Regions from separate parts of the Mus musculus genome. Here region 2 is linked to region 1. A link is a loop called in an ENCODE intact Hi-C map of the cell type or tissue named here. Cell type or tissue: gastrocnemius. All regions are shown on one strand. Links, peaks and the distances in the headings refer to the core of each region. The heading gives the core; the rest is flanking DNA.

Region 1 (10,650 bases), core at 1,656-9,655:
CAGGTAGATGGCATGTCTGCTTTAGGGAAAGGGAGACAGGCACATCAGACCAAGATGCTGAGAACATCATTCAGACAAGGCAAACTACTGGCCTTCAACATTGGGAATCTGGATTTAAATTTGTTACTCCTATGGAGAAATTAATCAAGATGAATTGAAGACAAGGTCAAAAATAGTCATCAAAAGTGAAGAAGTGGAGGAAGAAATAGCCCTTGGTAAAGTGCTTGCACCAATTCCTGAGACTAAGGCCTTGGAATCAACAGAAGCAAGCCAGCCTGGTGGTATACATCCCAGCCTGGAAATGTGGAGACAAGAGGACCCCAGAGCATCACTGGGTGGCTAACATAGACTAATTGGTGAGTTCAGGGCCAGTGAAAAGGGCCTGTCTCAAAAAAACAAAACAAACAATACCAAGGTGGCTAGTGCCTGGGAAGAACACCTGAGGCCAACTTCTGGCCTGCACACATGCGTACTATGTGCACACACACACACACACACACACATACACCAGATATTCAAAAGTGAGAGCAGTTCACAGTGTGAAACCACATCAGAAAAACAAGAACTGGGAGCCCTGGGATTGTGTCCTAGGGGTGAGTATCAGGAGTTCCACGGGAGCGGGAGGAGCAGGGAGGTAATGTGTTGAGGTGAGCATCAGGGGTGCAACATGGAGGAGAGGCAGAGAGACAGTGCTCTTGTCTCTTAACAAAGAAATGAGGAGCCGGGCAGTGGTGGCACACGCCTTTAATCCCAGCACTTGGGAGGCAGAGGCAGGCGGATTTCTGAGTTCGAGGTCAGCCTGATCTACAAAGTGTGTTCCAGGACAGCCAGGGCTACACAGAGAAACCCTGTCTCAAAAAAAAAAAAAAAAAAAAGAAAGAAAGAAAGAAAGAAAAAAGAAAAGAGGAACATCTCTCTCTAGGCCTGAGAAAAAGCAGTGTAATTGAAGTATATAACTAACCGCATATTCTTTCTGATGTCATTCTGGACGTATCTTGGGCAGGAAGGTAACCCAAACAATCCCACAGTCCTCCCTGGCCTTCTTACTCTCTGTGCCAGATGCGGGAACAATATGACAGAGCCCAGTCCCCAAAGCCACAGAAGAGCCAAGGGAAGTTATGATTTGATGTGATTGCAGGACATGGGAACCAGTCTATCAAATTCCAGAGACGATTGGGGGCCTGAGACACACTGTTGGCCTTGCTAGTGTCTGCTCGGGTGAAAACCCAGCTCAGTTTCCTACTTCCTCCCAGCCCAGAGGCAGCGCTGACTCACGTCAGCGAGCAGCCCCTGGCATGTGTGCAGTTGTCCCTCTAAAGTGTGCAGCAGTTAGAAGGGTAGCTGTACCCGCCTCCCAGCTCTCTGTGCCATTTAAACCCCAGCTGTTCTGAATTCACACCCCAGCGTTCCCCTCCCTCGTAAGTACAGTTGGTTGACCTCATGTACCAAATTCTCTGTTTTTTTTTAAACTTTTGACCAATTTGCTGATCTCCCCTCTCACCTAACATTCAGATTCCTAAATTCTATATATCCTGATCCCCAGATGTCACAGTGACCCTCTCTCTAACTAAGACATTCATAGAATGACATTGAAGTCTGTAATATAGAGAAAGAAAGAACGCCCTGCAAGCTGCCAATCTTGAACTGCTTCAAACCTGGGGTCAGAATGTAGGTCTCTCAACTTGTTTGCCTACCTGACTGTCCTCTGTCAGTTTTTAACGGTGCAATCTGCTACATCTCTGGAAAGAGATTTCAGGCCCACCGACTTAAGTCACGCCATACTATGGCTTAATAATCAGAATCAACTCTGACACTTTTACTGAAACTCCACCCCCCAAGTATGGGGAGTGAGGGGCAAAATGAGTCACATTTTTCAAAGGAATTTGGGGTCTTAAGGATGCTTTAGTATATCTGTCTGGAGGGACTGTTTGGGCTCTGAGACAAGGTCTCCTGTGTGTGCATGCAGCTCGACCTGGTCTTAAACTTGTTCGTACCTTAGCTTCCCTGATACTACAAATGGAATTGTGCACACCTGGCTTAGTTATAAAAAGGAAAGAAACGGAGAAAGAAAGAAAGAGAGAGAGAGAGAGAGATGTTCGGCCAGGCTTGGACACTTGCTTCAGCTTCTGCCCATGTGAGCTGCGTACCAGGCTCTCCCATTTTTAGTTTCTTTTCTGACACCAGACTCTCACACTAATAGCCCTTTCTTTCTTCCCAGTGGATAAAGCCACATTCATGGTTGGCAGCTATGGGCCCCGACCAGAGGAGTACGAATTCCTCACTCCAGTAGAGGAAGCTCCCAAGGGCATGCTGGCCCGAGGCACTTACCACAACAAGTCCTTCTTCACGGATGACGACAAACAGGACCACCTCACCTGGGAATGGAACCTGGCCATTAAGAAGGATTGGACAGAATGAGTGCGTCTGTCCGTCCCTCCTGTCACCTTCCTCACCCACCAGAAGAGTTCTCCCGACCATGTTGATCATCACAAACTCCCTCCTCCCTCCCTGTTCCTAGCTAGGCCCTTTCTCTGTCACACACACACACACACACATTTCATCACCAATATGTTTTATCTTACCCCATCTCTCAGAGTGTTCCCTGCAAATGAGACTTAAAACCCTGGCTTCTCCCACCTTGAGTCCTGAAGGTCAAGAAATGGGCAAGCTCCGGCTGACGCCTCCTTGGCCTTCTGTTCAGAAGTTTATTCTTGCCACTGGGTTCTTCCGGTTCGATGAACCCCGTTGTCTTCTCTGCCAAGGGGAGCTCTCCTTTTGTGGGAGACACTGTAAACAACACCAAAGGAAAAGAATAAAATCGTTGTGTGTGTGACTGAGAACCTCATTTGCTTTCCTTTGCCCTTAAATAAATATGGTACCAGAAAGCCCACATTGTGAGTTGTCTTATGCATGGGCGTATGGATGAGAGCCATGGTACAGGGGATATGTATGTCTTTGCCAACGGGTTGTCACAATATAATGGTCAGTGAATGTTAATAATACAGAGGATGAACATTCTAAATCTCATTGATTGTGTAATATTTTCTTAGAATGGCCTCATCTAAGATTGAGATGAACACCCCACTGCCTGTAGAAACCTCTTCTTAGCCTTGACTCGTGGGTCAAATCAGGCTGTCTCCTGCTTCGTGGGCTCCCAACATCTACTGATGAAGAAGTGGAAGCGTCAACGCTACTTCATTGTATTACGTCACATAAAGGCCTATCGCAAGATGGTCTCCACACGGATCACTCTCTTCCTTCCCATGATTCTCAGTGACTAAAGTTCTTTCACATTCTGTTTTCACCTCTAGATTTTTGGCTCTTCCCCGTTAAATCCCTTGTGATTGGTTAATAGTGATCATCAGCTTGACAGACTCTAGAGCCACCTAGGAGAAGAGCCCCCGAGGCCTGCTTGTGAGGGAGTTTCTAAATTAGGTTCATGGAGGTGGGAAGACTCACCCTACCTATGGGTGGTGTCCTTCCGTGCCGGGACATATTACAATGGAGAAAGCAGGCTGAACACCACCATCCCTCATCATCATTCCTAACTGTGGGTATAGTGTGACCAGCCGTCTCGATCTCCTGCAGGGTGCCTTCCTCCCTGCCGGGTGCCTTCCTTGCTGTGATTGACTGCACCCTCAAACTGGGAACCAAAATAAACCCCACCTTCTTTAGGTTGCTCTGGTCACTTAAAATATTTTCTCACAGCAGGGAAAAGCAACACAAGTCCGTTCCACATTTTGATGCCCAGAGCCTATTCGCCCAGGCCTCTGTCTGTAGCGACTTCGAGGCAGACATCCTCCATCAAATCCCACATGGCCCTAAGAGTTCCCCGTGTCTCTCACAGCAGCCTATGAATTTTTCTGTGTTTTACCACTCTCTGATACATGTTTAAATCATGGATTTTTGTGTTCACCTCTCCCATCAAGAATGTAAGCTGAGCTGGGCAGTGGTGGCGCACGCCTTTAATCCCAGCACTTGGGAGACAGAGGCAGGCAGATTTCTGAGTTTGAGGACAGCCTGGTCTACAGAGTGAATTCCAGGACAGCCAGGGCTACACAGAGAAACCCTGTCTCAAAAAACCAAAACCAACCAATCAAACAAACAAACAAAAACAAACGTAAGCTGAGAGGCACTGGGTCAGCTCACAGCCATATTTATAGACTGCTTAAATCAATAAGCCGCATAGAGTACCTACATATTTTTTTTTATTATTTAAATGAACGGACCCGACTTCCTTCTGGCTGGATATGTTCCAGAGCTCTTCCACTGTGAGCCACTTATCACAGAAGGTGAAAGTTCCCCCCTGGAGTCAGCTGCAAGGTTCCCAGAGCTCTTATAACACACAACCACTTCAGTTCACCAGCCTGTCCTGGATTGGCACCCACTCTCAACATCTACAGTGGGCACCAGAGAGCAACAATGAAAATCACCAGGTCTAGATGCCTAATCCTCTCGTTTGTCCTCGTGTGTGGGCTGGTTCCAGAGGTTACAGCAGATGTGGAAGAAGCCACGGGTAAAAGAAAGAAAAATAGAAAAAGAAAAAAGGGGTGGGGGTGGGGCAGTGGTGTGGCCACAGTGAAGCTGCCATGAGGAAAAGACAGGGACAGGGACTCGAGAAAATACCATGCGTGCTTTCATTCCAAACTAGAAATTTTCCAGACGCTTCTGGGTTAAGATGCATATTGCCCACACTTCCTCTCCTCTCACTGCAGATGGTCTCAGCACTACCCAGGAACCCATATGGCTCACAGACGTCCCAGCCACCGTGGAACTCATCGCTGCTGCTGAAGTGGCAGTCATAGGCTTCTTCCAGGTTTGTGATACACCCCACCTGCATACCCATAATCGGGCATCTTGGCTTTAAGGTAGTCAATCCAGGGGCCTGTTGGGCTAGTGACATTTGGGAGTGAGAGGGCACACACTCTGCTTTCAGATTATCATCCAAGGTTCTTTTGTTTCAAAGCTGTCTGCCCTCCGCATGAGGTCTTTCACTCGCTTGCTTCAGGGTCTCTGAGTCTCATGGCTGAATCTCCTTACCTGTGGACACTTTGAAAGAAAGCAGGTGTCAGCAGGGAGTCAGTCAAATCTCATCGTTGTCCTAAATGCCCTAAACTCCCTGAGTCTGGACCCATAGAACCCTGCTCACAGGCGGAAGGGAAAGTAGAGGCACTTTTAAATTTTATTCGTTTATTCATTAATTTATTATTCAAGATAGGGTCTCAAAACTAAGGCCAGCCTAGAACTTGCAGTGTAGCCTGTGCTTCTCTCACATGGACAATCCTCCTGCCTCAGCCTCCTGAGTAGTGGTCTAAAAGGACTATGCCACACACTCAGGCCAAACCAATAAAACCTGGAAACACTTTTCACAGGATGTGCTAAAAAAAAAAAAAAAATAGGGAGGCCTTCACTCGTCTTTCTCGCCTTCTCCGAATACTGAAGAAGGTGACAGGATAACTGACAGCTTCCTCATTGGCTGTAGGCTAACACGTAGACAGTCACACACAAGAGGGTCTCATCCCAGCCTTTCCCTCTCGCTCTGCTAATAGCAGATGGCAATCCTCACAGCTAATCCAGCCGTTCTTCAGACATTCTTGTCTACTTCCATCCCTTGATTCCAACCCACAGTCACCCTGTCCATTCCGTGTACACAGCTGGAAATGGCTGAGATGGGGTGCCAGCAGGAGTCCGGTTTTGGTGCTAAGGGACTGAGTTTCAGAAAGGAAAGAGCAAAGAATGAGAAGGGTGTAGTAACACAAGAGACCACCAGATGGAGCCATCGGGTCCTTGAGCAATTCAATTCCAAAGCCCAGATTACAAACCAGGGAGCCCTCCAACAAATGTCCACAGCTTCTAAGTGAATGCCCTCTTCCTTTCAAAAGAGCGAGTCTCCAGTTCTGTCTTGTGATCCCAGACTCGAGAGTAGCAACCGTCCCTTCTCCTTTCACATGGCCTTTAGCTCAGTGAGATGTAGGTTTACTCTTGTGTACTTCCTGGAGCTTCTGTGGACAGCCGTCCTGACACAGCAAGGACTACAGTGGTAGTGTCCGTGGGAGGAGAGAGGCCATCACTAATGACTGGACTCCCAGCTTCCTAACTGCGGGCCTGGGGTACAACAGGTGCACAGGCCATTAAGTACCCTCATGCGCAAGCCTGAAAGGATCCCTGGAAGGGGGGGACATGACCTCAGCTCCTGCACATCTCCTGAGGACCATGCTAAGCCCCTGCTCCTTTATGTTACATCTTCCTGTTCCTCCACAAATTGTTCCCAAAACATTTGCTTCTCTGGGTGCTTGAATGGCTATATCGTCCATCTTCACAGACCTCTGGACACCAAGGCATCCCTCAGCTACAGGTAGAATTCAGGCTGTACGACTAGCCCACACAATTTTGATAATAACCAATATTCTCACAGAGCCTGGGACACTCAAAAATGACACTGCAAGTATAGCCTGCATGTGTAAGGATAACGTCTGGCATGAGCATATCTTTCTTCCTTCTATGTCTCTTCACTTGTTTGCTTTGTTTTGTCTTTAGGATTTAGAAATACCGATCGTGTCTGTGTTCCGGAGCATGGCACGACAGTTCCAAGATGTATCGTTTGGAATCAGCAACCATTCTGAGGTCCTGACCCATTACAATGTCACCAGCAACAGCATCTGCCTCTTTCGACTGGTAAGACGGGCTGGCAGCTCCAGCCTTCCTCTAGTTTTCCCTTGTGAGATGGGAAAGAACTCTTTGTCTTTGACACTAACGTTGGTGCCAAGTTCAGGGACATTGTTGACCAGGAGAGTGACTCAGTTCAGGCTGGCAAAGCAGGTGGGGATGCGGCTTGCAGAGAACAGGAACTGAGAGCCAAGATGGGGCAGTAAAGGTGCTGCTTGGTCCCTTGCCAGAGAAACGGAGTGGGTCAGCTGTTTAGTGTGTATTAGCTTCTTATAGCTATAGAATAAAAGGTCTGACCGTATTATCTCCAAGGTCATGTTAAATAGGGAAGTGCACACACATACACACACACACACACACACACACACACACACACACACACACACCAGGGATGGTGTGACAGACAGATAGACAGACAGAGACCAGGAGTTTTATGATATATATCATACATACATGTGCATATATATATACACATATATAATGAGGTTTGATGTAGCTCAGGATGGCTACTCGATTCATAGATGAAGATTACCTTAAACTTCTTATCCTCCACTTCCTAAATTACTGAGATTACAGGTGTGCCCCACCTACGCAGCGCCGGAGAATCAAACCCAGGGCTTCATGTGCTTTAGGTAATCGCACCATCAACTGAGCTACATGCCCGGCCCCATAATTTTATCTGTTCATATGCTGAGCATTTGACTTAAGTTTATCAAACATTTTATTAGACAGCTCTTACGTGGAAGGAGCTTGTGATAAAAACATATTGAATATACTGTCTGCTCTCATAGATCTTACATCAGAGTGAAGATTATAATCTAATACAGAACGCCACAATAGGTAAGGTGTTACAGGAGTGGAAATAGTGTGAATATATATATATATATATAAACAATACAAAGGGGACAGCTAAACTGGGAAGTGTATGTTAGAGAAACTAGGGTACTCTAAAGAAGGATCATGGCCAAAGGAGAAAAACTAAATGTACTTAAGAATCAACGATGCCAACGTGACCCCAAGGCACAGGGTACAGGGAAAGGCATAGAAGAGAGGGAGGGTTTATTAGAACCACATTTGTGCTAAAACCACAGTACCAGCGCCTTAGATTTGCACTTAACTTGATTGGTATTTGGAAAGCCTTTGGATCAGTAAAGCAGCATGGACAGGAGTGAGCTTTAGCAAGGTTATTTTGGAAACAAAGAATAAGATGGACTATTAGGAAAAAGGTATGCGAAGTGAGAGACCTTGCTAGCTAAGCAAAATGGACTTCGTGACGCTTAGTGAAGGTCTGCAGTGGCTGGAGAGACAGCCTAGAGGCTAAGAGTGCTGGACGTCTTGCAGAGAGCCTGGGTTTCATTCCCAGTAGCCACATTGCATCTCTCAACTTCAGATCCGGATCTGACTGCATCTTCTGGCCTTCTCAAACATGAAGCACACAGGTGGGTCACAGACTGACCCGTAGGCAAAATATCCACCCATATATACTTAAATAGACATAAAGAATTTATAGTGGAGAAGTAGCAATAGAAGTAATAGAAAAGGTGCTATGCCAAGCTAGGAGATTCAGCCCTGTGAGCCCAGCAGTCAGGAGTCTAAGGCAAGAGGACCACAGGTTCAAGCCCCCCCCCACACACACACACAAAAGAGCCGAGCAATCCTGCTGGTAGTGTAAACTTTGCTTACAATGTATCCTTTATAAAGCCCTGTTGGTGGCTCTTTTGGGCTCTGCCCCCTTCCTTAGCATCTGGTTTATGTCGACCACTAGTGACAGCCCTACTTTGAGTGAAGTCTTGGAACTTTGGTGGACAAAATTTATGTGCCATGCCAGAAAATAAACAGGCTGGTTTTGTGCCACCTCCTTGGCAGTGCTTGGAAAGGCTGGAAAGGCCAACTGTTACATAAACACATTTCTCAGTTTACATTTCCAAAGGTTGGCTACATATGTTAATAAGATTATCCTTCAGGAGTTCAGAGTAACTGTAACAAAGGGAAACGGGGGGGGGGGGGGGAACCATTTTATTTTACATTGGGGAACAGAAGCCTATGGCAAACTTTCTGGGAAAGGCTTTCAACTTAGATCCACATTTTATCATTTTCAGTTTTCCACAGTTTGCTTATTTTTTTTCTGCAGTTTGGTGTGTGTGTGTGTGTGTGTGTGAGTGTGTGTGTGTGTGTGTGTGTGTGTGTTTGTCTGTCTGTTTGTCCATCTGCCTATCTGTGTGTATGTGTCTAATCTATGATAGCCATTATTATAGTTCTCACAAAATATGAAGAGAGACTATGAGCCATGAATTTTCAATACTGAATAAGCATCAGGTAGATTGAAGCAACTCGCCAGAGTTTCACAACCGTCAGGTAGCGCCTGACTCCGTACTCCGCGTCCCCTGTCTACTGCATTACAGCGGCTCTCTAGAGCACTCAAGGACAGTCCTCTTAAAGCTCTAGTAATGATTTGTTTGCATTCACACATGTGTCTCTGTGTGTCCGTGTCTCTGTATGTTCTTTTGAGTGCTACAAAGGCCGGAAAACAGTGTCAGACCCGCCGGAGCTGGAGTTACAGGCAGCTGTGAACCATCTGTAGTGGGTACTGAGACCTGAATTCAGATATTCTACAGGGGTTCCAAGCACCCTTAACCACTGAACCATTTCTCTAGCCCCAGAAGAAAATCTCTATTTTTACACTAGGCTGTATTTATTTAATGTTCCTTATTCTGAAGTCTCCGTTTCAAAACTTTATCCCAAACCATTTCCCTAAACCCCTGGTATTGATATATCAAGTCCAGGGGTTATATATCAGAATCTAATTTAGATATTATATAGTGTGGTAGCAAATTTTCAGAATTTAGGGTTACTGGACTCACAAGAGTACGAATATTTGTAAAGATAATAGGACATAATGGTCGAGTAAAAGAACACTGGCTCATTGTGATTGGGCCTGTAAAAGCCGTGTGTGTGAAACCACAGCTTTCTATTCGTTGGGCTTTCTATTGTGTGGTGAAGCACTATGACCAAAAGTAACTTGGGAAAGGGTTTGTATCACCTTCGACTTTTATATTACAGTACAGCAGTTGGGGTAGGCTCGAGGCAGGAACCTGGAGGCAGGAACCGGAACAGAAGCCATGGACGGTGCTGTTTAATGGATTACTTTCCATGCTTGCTTGCTCACCTTGCTTTCTTATACAACTCGGGACCACCACCCTGAAAGAGGAAACGCCCACAGTGGTCTAGGCCTTCCCACATCAACTATTAATCGAGAAACTGCCTGACAGTCTTGCCTATACGCTGGCCTTAAGGAGCCATCTGTCCAAACAACTCTAGCTCGTGTCAAGTTGGCAAAAAATGAACCAGTAAAACTGACTCCTTGTCAACTAGACACATAAATGTATCACTCTTGGGGTTATTGTTCATCTCCCAAATCTCATATCAATGCTAACATTGCAAAATAAAACATAAATAACTTTTAAAGTCCCACAGCCTTTAAAATTTCAAACACTTCAAGAGTGCAGTCTCTTTAAAATATCCAAAGCCTCTTTAAAAGTTCAAAGTCTAAAATAACCAAAGTCCTTCTAATACTCCAAAGTTCTGTGGAAGAAATAATATTTAAAAGTTAAACATTTTCTTATTCCAAGAGGTGAGAACCAGGGCACAGCCCTAATCAAATCGAAGCAAAAGCCCTTCAACATTGTCAGTAACTCATTGCCCAGTGTCTGGCACTCAGTCTTCTGGGCTCCAGAGGGCCTGGCAAGCATTCACTGTGGCTCTGTCATTTATGCATCCGTCCCTGTCATAGCACGCATGGCTCGCCCAGGAGACTCATATTGTCTCATAATACTTGCTGGTCATCACCCAGTCCTGGCATCGAAAATATGCTGGGGTCTCCACTGCAGCTGAGACTGAATCTTCACCATGGCCTTTCCTGGACTCTCTTGAGGGACTTTAACTTTGTCACTTTTCGCCAAGGTTCAACAGCACTGCATGACCCTT
Region 2 (10,650 bases), core at 798-8,797, 60 kb before region 1:
ATAAACACGGGGAGTTCTCCATAATAATGAGGTATCTAGATAGGGCCCCTCGCATTCAGCCAATGAGCTGCTCTTCCTGGGTCAAATAAAGCAGTCTGAACAAGCAAGAATCGTCTCTTCATCATAATGAGCCATGTCGAAATCCCCTGGAGAAAGCCTTCTGTCTTCAGGCCCCTCCATGCTCACGCCCTCACGTGGATTCAAACCGTGCCCCGCCCACATCTCGAACTCTGCCTTCCCCTTCCTGCCCCCAGCAACATGGATGCCTTGAGAGGGAGCATAGATCAGGGACCCCCATTCTCGACTCCCAGCAATATGACAGCGACATCCAGGTACACAGGAAACTGGGAAACACAGCCTTCATCCCAGATCCTACTGTTTCTCCTTCTAGTCTGGTGAAGGAAAACGGGGATTGTGGACCACCCCTTATGGACTCTGCCCTGCCTTCTCTGGTGGCATGCCAGGCAGTGCTCTGGCCACCCCAGTGGAGAATCAGGGCGTGACCTGGCAACTAACTGTTACTCCTGTATGGGGATAGAATTCTCAACCTATAGAAAATATTTCTCCACCTCAATATTATAGAAAGGTGTACTCTTCAAGTTCACGAGTCATTTATGAATCACTGAAGGGTGGATCATTTCCTTGGAAGGGGGTACATTTTTAAAAAAGGAATAGGTTAAATATATATACATGTACAATTACATGCACATACATATACATATATATGGCTGGAGAAAAGGGCTTGGTGTTTAAGAGCACTGGTTGCTCTTCCAGAGGATCTAGGTTCATTTCCCACACCCACAGATCAGCTTCCAATCATCTATAACTCTACTTCTAGTGTATCTGACGCCCTATTCTGACCTCCTCAGACACTGTATGAAACTTGTATACAGACATAGAGATAGGCAAAACACATACACATAAAATAAAGACAAATATTTCTTTTAAAAGAACATTAATCCAATTTCAATGTGTTAAAATTGATATGCAGCCACCCAGAAGCCCACCTGCTGAGTGGGACTGGGGTGCATAATGTAAAATTCACAAAGAATAAATAATATTTTTAAAAGGATACATAGCAATATAGTATTGACATTCTAAATTTATTCCTATTTGGCTCATGAGTTTAAATCATCATTAGAAAAATACTTTATAATCATAAAATTGTACTTTAAATTAAAACAAGCCCTGAATGTCTGCAGCAAGTTATTAGAGCTATGAAGTATACAATTCATAGAGGCATGTGTAGCTATAGAATCGGGGCTTTGAAGGGCATTTTTAAACATCGGATTCTAGTTCAGGGAACTATCACACGTTAATCACAGTGAATGAATAAGAATTGAGAACAGGGGTGAGGATGCAGAGGAGGGACCCTGAGGAATACAGAGGTGACTCCAGATGTAATGTGCACTCTAGCGAAGCAGAACTGATGGGAATGTGGGTTGGAAGGGCCTAGAGGAGCTGGATACACACCCTATCTGCTCAGAGGAAAGCTTACTGACAGCCATAGTTAAGGCTTTAGTGGGGAGGCAAGAAAGAACAGGAGGGGCAGCCACCAGCCTCCCATAATGGAACAGGGAATCTGTTGCTAGGATGCTGACAAGAACAAGGACGTCAGCCTCCAGGGTCCACCCAGAGAGGCCTAAGGGAACCCAACAGATACTTTCAGTGGCCCTACCTCCAGCATCACAGAGCCAAGCACACACTGACTTGGAGAAGACTTTCTGTGGCTTAATAAATGAGTGCTGTATCTTCTGAGACGATCTTCCATGTAAACTAAAATAGATTTTTCTAAAGCCCCAGAAGATATTCTACTAAAAACTATGGTTTACAGAAATTTTAACTTTGTAACAAAGTTGCAGGTCTCCTTGGCTGGAGAGAGGAACTCTACTGACAGCATAATGACTCTTGTCATTAGCCATACATAAAAACAATTGTCTGTTCATTTATTGACCCAAGAGACCCAAGAAGTGTCTCTTGGGTTCATTCTGTTTCCTGCTGCCTTTTTAGGTGGTAAGATGCTTGTGCGTAGAACAATCAATGTGTGGGTTCTGCTCAGTGGGGGGTCATTCGAGGATCCGAGCACTTGATCCCCTGCAGATGGTACTGCGCCAGGAGGCTGTGGGCCATTTAGGCAGCTGAGCTTTGCTGGAGGTCAGAGGTCACCATGGGTGGGCTTTACAGCCTGACCTCACCTCCTGCTTACTTTCACCACTTCCTGTGTGTGGATGAAATGTGCTATCGATGTTTTCTGACTGCTAGGCCAGCCTCGAACTCTGCGATCTACTGCTATTCCTTGCCTGCTATGATGAAATTTGTGTCTCTGGAACCATAAGCCTAAGAAATTCTCTCCCCTCTAAGCTGCTTTTTTTTAGTGGTATTTTTAGCACAGCTACAGCAGAGAAGCTAATACAGTGTCTTTAAGGAACTACTATTCTAACAGGGAACACACACAACAAACAAACACACTGTGCGTGAGAAAAGTGGTATAAACTTAGAGACTAAAGGTCTGTAGGGACCAAGGCACGTCCGATCCACTTTCTTTTCCTAATATGACAAGCACACCCAAGTTGCTAATTAACAGTGATCATCTCGACTCATGGGGATTAATATTCTATATTAACTTTCTTGTGCATTGGCCATTACTTCAACTGTTAGCAATTCATGTCGAGTAAGCCTCATTAACTTTGTGTCCCATTTAAAAAAGAGAGAGAGAGAGAGACCAAGAGACCTTACAGTTACCACAAATCTGGAAAGAACCAAAGTCCACACCAGCAACATCTCTGAACACTGAGGAGTGTCGGCGAGCACAGAGAAAAGCACTCACCCGCATGTCCTTTGGACCCAGGCACACCTTGTGGGTGTCTGAAGTGACCCCTCTCAAAGAGATCTAGCAATGAGCATTCGAGCAGGCTTTTAGATGACATTAAAAACCAGAGGTGATGCTTCAGAGGCCAGCCTTCCTTCTGAAACACCACAGGCAAACCGTGTCTTTTGGGTTGGCTCCAAGTTCACAATGGTCACAGCTTTCAGATGGCCCCCAGCAAGAAGCCCGTGCTGTCCCCACAACACTATATCTGGTTCCTCTCAAACTCACCAAGTTCCATCTTCTATTGGTCTCCGGAAACGTTTAGGCTTCTTACGTTCTGTATTCTACTGAATATCTTGGAAGAGATCTTAAAAATATTCCCTAATCAATAAGGCATAAGAGATTGAGGGCTTAGACATTCAACGCTTTGTTAGGCATTCACCCATTCATTATCTGTCTGTCTGACTGACTGATTGTCTATTATCTATTTATTATCTATCTATCTATCTATCTATCTATCTATCTATCTATCTATCTATCATCTTTTTATTCATCCATCCACCCTTCCTATTTCTGCCCCCCCCCCCAGTCTTCCTTTCCCTTTTTTTTTTTTTAAGACAAGGTCTCATGTAGGCAGACTGGCCTTGAATTCTGAATCCTTCTGCCTCCACATCCTGAATACTGGGATTTAGATGTGAACCACTATACCTAGCTGCCTGCATGTTTGTAAAATTGACAGGTGGTACTACACACACACACACACACACACACACACACACCACACACACTCGGACACAGACACTGTGGAATGGCTCAATGAAATGCTTAACAAATGTATTACCCCACGTACTTATGTTGTGAGTGGTAAAAATATTGAAAGCCAGTAATTTTTCAAAGGCAATATATTTGTGTTAACATTTGTCACCACTGTTTACAACTGAGCTTTGAACTTATTTGTTCTCTCATTGAAGTTATCTGTCTATCCACCACCTTTCCAACCCCTCCGGCTGATTTCTGAAGCCAACACTCTACCCTCTGCTCCTGTGAGTCTGACTTGTTTTCAACCTTCCACAGTGGAGATCACAATATTTGTCTTTCTGTTCATGGCTTATTCCACTGAACATGTACACGCACGCTCACCTGTGCTGTTACAAATGAGGGCCTGCACTCCTCTTCAAGGCCGGATGGTACTCTGTTGCCTGGTCCATCGCTTTTTCTTTACATGTGTTCCTCTGTTGAAGTCCCCACTGGTCCACTCCTTATTTCTCTAGTCTTACTAGTGACATTCTAGTCTTACTTGCAGAAGTAGCACAGAGTAAAGGACCAAGAGAAACATCGACACGATAGATGAGAGAGGGAAGACAGCTCTGTGACAGAATAATTAGTTTAGTTCTGGGTCCAGTAGTGAGATTGCTGGACCACTGTGGAAGGTCTATGTTTAAGTTCATTCTATCCTGTTTTTCCTAATGGAATGGGCTGAGTTCCATTCCCGACATCAGAACACACATTCCTAGGACATGTTGACAATGGAAGAGGTAGTAGGTCATCATCACTCGCTCTGACTTTACTAATAGAAGCACTCAAGGCTGAAAACGGAAAACAAGCAGTCACCACAGTGTTGGTATCTGGCCAACTGAGCAGGATCCATGAGCTGTGCTTTCTTTCCAAGTCAGCAATAAGATGAGGCACAGAGAAGAGATGACAGCAAAGACAAGAGGATGCTCGGTGTGGGGGGGGGGGCTGAGGGATGGTTCCCAATACACAATCAGCATCCAACTTCAGTCACCCTGGGATACACAGTGAGAGTCTGTAGGAAGGGAAGAGGCTGGGAGGAGGAGAGGGAGGAGATGGGGAGGGAAGGAGAGGAGGAACAGGGAGAGAAGGAGGAGAAGGAAGAGGAAGAGGAGAGGGAGATGGGGAGGGAAGGAGAGGAAGAAGAGGGAGAGAAGGAGAAGGAAGAGGAGGAGGAAAAGGAAGAGGAGGAGGAGGAGGAAACGGAAGAGGAGGAGGAAAAGGAAGAGGAGGAAGAGGAGGAGGAGGAGGAAAGGGACTTAGTTTTAGCATTTTTGTTATTTGTTGTGAACCCAAACATCCACAAGATGGCAGTCTAAGTCAAACTTAGGACTTTTAAACAGCTAGTATTGTTGCTAAAAATAGCACAGAGTAAAGAACCAAGAGAAATGGTTGAAAGAATAGTTTAAGGCCTTAAGTAACACGCAGAGACCAGGGTCTCCTCAGGCTTCCCTCCCATCTGCAGCCCCCGGTCCTACAACCTGTGACTTGTCCACTCTCTGGCTAGAGCACCCTGGTGACAAGTGTTCAGAGTAACCACAGAGCTTGAATTGCCGTCCACTGTGGACACTCTGACTTCCTCCTATAGCCAGTCCCTCCAATACTTTGTTTCCTCCTCCCTCCCTCTTTCCTGTGTAGCTCAGAGTTGCCTTGAAGTTGCAGTCTTCCAGCCTCGGCTTCTTGGTGGCTGCATGTTTAGCCCTCCAGCTAATTCTTGGAAATTGTTGGGTTCTCCAGTTTGGGTGTGGGGTGTGTGTGTGTGTGTGTGTGTGTGTGTGTGTGTCTGTGACTATTCCTCCAGAGAAGCATAAGAAATAGCATGTAAGCAAACCGAGAAACTAGTCCCCATTGAACCAGAGGCTAGACTGGACATCATGACTAAGGCTGGCTGAGCAGGTCTCAGCTCTGCAAGGCAGGTTGTCAAAGGAAAGGCAGCTGAAATATTTACAAGATGCAGACTGCAGGCAGTGCATGGGATCCTTCCGGGGAAACGTCTTTCCTGTTCTTGAGTCAGGTCTACCTAGATTATCTGTCCTAACAGTCAGGGGACTATAGATGTTGCAGGCCTCCACAGACCGACACAGTTTCCTTAGCCATTTCCCTTCCCTCTCTACTCCTGGGCTTCCTAAGACACAGCGCTCATTGCTCTAACGCGAGCCCCTGAAGCTGTGGTTGCCTGGGTCTCCCGATGCTCACCATCCGTTGTTCTCCAAGTGTTTCATGACGATTTAAACAACAGAGACTTTGAATTCTGTCTTCCCGGGGGCTGAGGATGAAGGAAGATCCGAGTAGGGGGAAGCCAGGAAGGACCCATACACCACCCTCAGCAACCATGCCACCGCTTCGGACTAGCCTGGTCTACCGCTTCGGACTAGCCTGGCATCGTGGTTTGACGTCTGTGTTTGAACACTTGACTTGGGTTTTGGCTGGTGTTTTGGAAGGTTATGGAACCTTTAGGAAGTGGGCTTCACCAGAGGAAGTGGGCCATTGGGGTCAGGCATTGAGGTTTATCTGGTCTGTCCCTCGTCCCTGTCTGCTCTCTGCTTCCTGTTCTGCTAAGACAAGCAATGAGGGGGAGCAGGCGCTCACTCCTACCACCACGGCTGCCTGCCCCTGTGGTTTTCCCTCCATTGTGAACTGGATCACTGTCCGCTCAGACTAGGAGCCGCAATCAGTCCTTTTTTTTTTTTTTAAGTTGTTTCATGCAGCCAAAGCAACGAGAACAGTAACACAGCATAGACTTGCTGACTGGTTTCCATTCTCGATGGATGAATAAGTGCTAACGGGCTGTGCACCCTGTCCCCATAGGTCTCTCAGGCTTCCTCGGTGTGTTCTCTCGCTGCCTCCCCGAAATTGCATTAACTTGCCCAATTCCCTGCAGCCTTGGGCTTTTGTGTTGCCCTCTCTTTGCCTGGTGTATTCCCATCTGTAATACCTTCTTTTAATATATATATATGCCTGCAGACTAGAAAGGGGTATCGGAGCTCATAAATGGTTATGCGACATCATATGGTTGCTGGGAATTGAACTCAAGACCTCTGGAAGAGCAGTTGGTACCCTTAACCTCTGAGCCATCTTTCCAGCCCCATAACACCTTCTTTACAGGATGCCTGACCTGATGGCTTGTTTACCTGGTTATTTTTCCATTACATCTATGTGTGGTCTTTTATGCCACAAAGAATCACGGACCCTACACAGGTGGTGTTTTGAGGTTCCAGGTGCATTCTTGTTTAATATTTATCTCCACTAGAGTACCAATGCTGTGGATACAGGAACCACACCTGATTTCCTTCTTTGAAATTCTGGCACCGGCAAGAATATGCAGCATGAACAGGCTCCTCCCACTTCTGGAAGGAGAGGAAATGTTACCCTCTGTATGTCTGTCAAGGTCTAACACAGGATGTTAGCTTCCCATGTCAGGGATAATGTATCACCAACCAATGGGCAGAAAAACAATGGAAACAAATTCTCTTCCAGTCTGCAAGGTTTGAGGATGAAATCCAAGCACTGACCAGGCTGGGCCACCCCAAAAACAACCTCTTCTGCTTCTGGTTGCCCTAGGCACTGTTTGGTCATAGCAGCTTGTCACCAAACTCCATTCTCTTATGACCATCTCCCCTGCCTGAGCGAGTGTGTGTGCATGTGTGTGTGCGTGTGTATGTGTGTGTGTGTGTGTGTGTGTGTGTGTGTGTATCTTTTACATCCCTTTTCTCATGGGGAAACAGCCACACTTGGTTACAGCCTACCTTTGATTCAGTTTAGTGACTTCAGGACCCTGTTTATATTCATAAACAAAAAGATCTAAATGTATTTTTCCTATCATAAAACATAAGCCAACCTGTAACACTAGCATTTAGAAAAAATATAGTTGATACCAAAGATTTTATGATATATGTAGGTATATATTTAGGTTTATGGAATTATACAATATTTGAACAGAAATATTTTTGTTTAACTAAGTAGATTTTTTAAAAAAGATTTATTTATTTATTATATGTAAGTACACTGTAGCTGTCTTCAGACACTCCAGAAGAGGGAGTCAGATCTTGTTACGGATGGTTGTGAGATGGTTGTGAGCCACCATGTGGTTGCTGGGATTTGAACTCCAGACCTTCGGAAGAGCAGTCGGGTGCTCTTACCCACTGAACCATCTCACCAGCCCAACTAAATAGATTTTAAACTAAAGTCACTTGTATCTTGTTCACAAATATAGTGGGAACACTCCTTAATAATTCAACTAATAAATTGAACTGTGCGAGTTAACTTAAGTACTACTTAATCTTACGTAAGCAGTTGTTATAAGAAAAAGAGCGGCAGACAACCGGCCACCATCCGGACCAGAGGACAGGTGTCCGCCTGGCTTGGGAGGCGGCCTCAGCCTCAGCAGCAGCGGTCGCCATCTTGGTTCCGGGACTCAGCAGAACTTAGGAAATTAGTCTGAACAGGTTAGAGGGTGCGCCAGAGAACCGGACAGCTTCTGGGACGGGCAGAAGCACAGAGCCGCTGAGGCAGCAGCCTGAGCGGGCCACAGAAAACCGGCCACCATCCGGACCAGAGGACAGGTGTCCGCCTGGCTCGGGAGACGGCCTCAGCCTCAGGAGCAGCGGTCACCATCTTGGTTCCAGGACTCCCTGGAACTTAGGATTTTAGTCTGCACAGGTGAGAGTCTGCACCACAGAAGCTGACAGCTTCTGGGAACTGCCAAAGCAACACAGCTTCTGAGAGAGGCCCTGTTTTGGGCCTTCTTCTTCGACCAGGAGGAGGTCCAAAAACAAGATATCTGCGCACCTTCCCTGTAAGAGAGCTTGCCAGCAGAGAGTGCTCTGAGCACTGAAACTCAGAGGAGAGAATCTGTCTCCCAGGTCTGCTGAGAGACGGTAACAGAATCACCAGAAGAACAATCTCTAAACAGAGTCAACTATAACTACTAACTCCAGAGATTACCAGATGGCGAAAGGTAAACGTAGGAATCCTACTAACAGGAACCAAGACCACTCACCATCATCAGAACCCAGCACTCCCACTTCGCCCAGTCCAGGGCACCCCAACACACCCGAAAACCTGGACCTAGATTTAAAAGCATATCTCATGATGATGGTAGAGGACATCAAGAAGAACTTTAATAACTCACTTAAAGAAATACAGGAGAACACTGCTAAAGAGTTACAAGTCCTTAAAGAAAAACAGGAAAACACAATCAAACAGGTAGAAGTCCTTACAGAAAAAGAGGAAAAAACATACAAACAGGTGATGGAAATGAACAAAACCATACTAGACCTAAAAAGGGAAGTAGAAACAATAAAGAAAACTCAAAGTGAGGCAACACTGGAGATAGAAACCCTAGGAAAGAAATCTGGAACCATAGATTTGAGCATCAGCAACAGAATACAAGAGATGGAAGAGAGAATCTCAGGTGCAGAAGATTCCATAGAGAACATGGACACAACAATCAAAGAAAATGGAAAATGCAAAAAGATCCTAACTCAAAATATCCAGGAAATCCAGGACACAATGAGAAGACCAAACCTACGGATAATAGGAGTGGATGAGAATGAAGATTTTCAACTCAAGGGACCAGCAAACATCTTCAACAAAATTATTGAAGAAAACTTCCCAAATATAAAGAAAGAGATACCTATGAACATACAAGAAGCCTACAGAACTCCAAATAGACTGGACCAGAAAAGAAATTCCTCCCGACACATAATAATCAGAACAACAAATGCACTAAATAAAGATAGAATACTAAAAGCGGTAAGGGAAAAAGGTCAAGTAACATACAAAGGCAAGCCTATCAGAATTACACCAGATTTTTCACCAGAGACTATGAAAGCCAGAAGAGCCTGGACAGATGTTATACAGACACTAAGAGAACACAAATTCCAGCCCAGGCTACTATACCCAGCCAAACTCTCAATTACCATAGATGGAGAAACCAAAGTATTCCACGACAAAACCAAATTCTCACATTATCTCTCCACGAATCCAGCCCTTCAAAGGTTAATAACAGAAAAAAACCAATACAAGAACGGGAACAATGCCCTAGAAAAAACAAGAAGGTAATCCCTCAACAAACCTAAAAGAAGACAGCCACAAGAACAGAATGCCAACTTTAACAACAAAAATAACAGGAAGCAACAATTACTTTTCTTTAATATCTCTTAACATCAATGGTCTCAACTCCCCAATAAAAAGACATAGACTAACAAACTGGCTACACAAACAAGACCCAACATTTTGCTGTTTACAGGAGACACATCTCAGAGAAAAAGATAGACACTACCTCAGAATAAAAGGCTGGAAAACAATTTTCCAAGCAAATGGTATGAAGAAACAAGCTGGAGTAGCCATCCTAATATCTGATAAGATTGACTTCCAACCCAAAGTCATCAAAAAAGACAAGGAGGGGCACTTTGTTCTCATCAAAGGTAAAATCCTCCAAGAGGAACTCTCAATTCTGAATATCTATGCGCCAAATACAAGGGCAGCCACATTCATTAAAGAAACTTTAGTAAAGCTCAAAGCACACATTGCACCTCACACAATAATAGTGGGAGACTTCAACACACCACTTTCACCAATGGACAGATCATGGAAACAGAAACTAAACAGGGACACAGTGAAACTAACAGAAGTGATGAAACAAATGGATCTGACAGATATCTACAGAACATTTTATCCTAAAACAAAAGGATATACCTTCTTCTCAGCACCTCATGGTACCTTCTCCAAAACTGACCACATAATAGGTCACAAAACAGGCCTCAACAGATTCAAAAATATTGAAATTGTCCCATGTATCCTATCAGATCACCATGCACTAAGGCTGATCTTCAATAACAAAAAAAATAACAGAAAGCCAACACTCACGTGGAAACTGAACAACACTCTTCTCAATGATACCTTGGTCAAGGAAGGAATAAAGAAAGAAATTAAAGACTTTTTAGAGTTTAATGAAAATGAAGCCACAACGTACCCAAACCTTTGGGACACAATGAAAGCATTTCTAAGAGGGAAACTCATAGCTCTGAGTGCCTCCATGAAGAAAC

Evidence for each region. Peaks named below come from ENCODE experiments on the same cell type or tissue, not always from the same donor. Only the 100,000 strongest peaks of a DNase experiment are listed, where the experiment ranks them.
Region 2: a loop joins it to region 1, with 2.6 times the contacts of the local background. A loop is called at or near these places in 2 of 42 quality-filtered maps.

What each region holds. Positions count from the first base shown.
Region 1 is chr6:136,915,895-136,926,544 of GRCm38, reverse strand. It overlaps Erp27 (endoplasmic reticulum protein 27), which reads left to right and starts at 4,365. Exons shown (of 7, transcript NM_026983.2): 1 at 4,365-4,516; 2 at 4,716-4,816; 3 at 6,538-6,675. The coding sequence starts at 4,423. Arhgdib (Rho, GDP dissociation inhibitor (GDI) beta) reads left to right here. Exons shown (of 6, transcript NM_007486.5): 6 at 2,219-2,885. The coding sequence ends at 2,418. In gastrocnemius, for the core only: a CTCF peak has its summit at 5,762 (motif pointing right); DNase peaks (open chromatin) are centred at 2,728, 5,755 and 6,848; H3K27ac peaks cover 776 bases.
Region 2 is chr6:136,974,946-136,985,595 of GRCm38, reverse strand. It overlaps Gm30055 (a long non-coding RNA gene), which reads right to left and starts at 4,782. Exons shown (of 3, transcript XR_378077.3): 1 at 3,950-4,782; 2 at 3,098-3,176. In gastrocnemius, for the core only: a CTCF peak has its summit at 4,911 (motif pointing right); a DNase peak (open chromatin) is centred at 2,100; H3K27ac peaks cover 1,177 bases.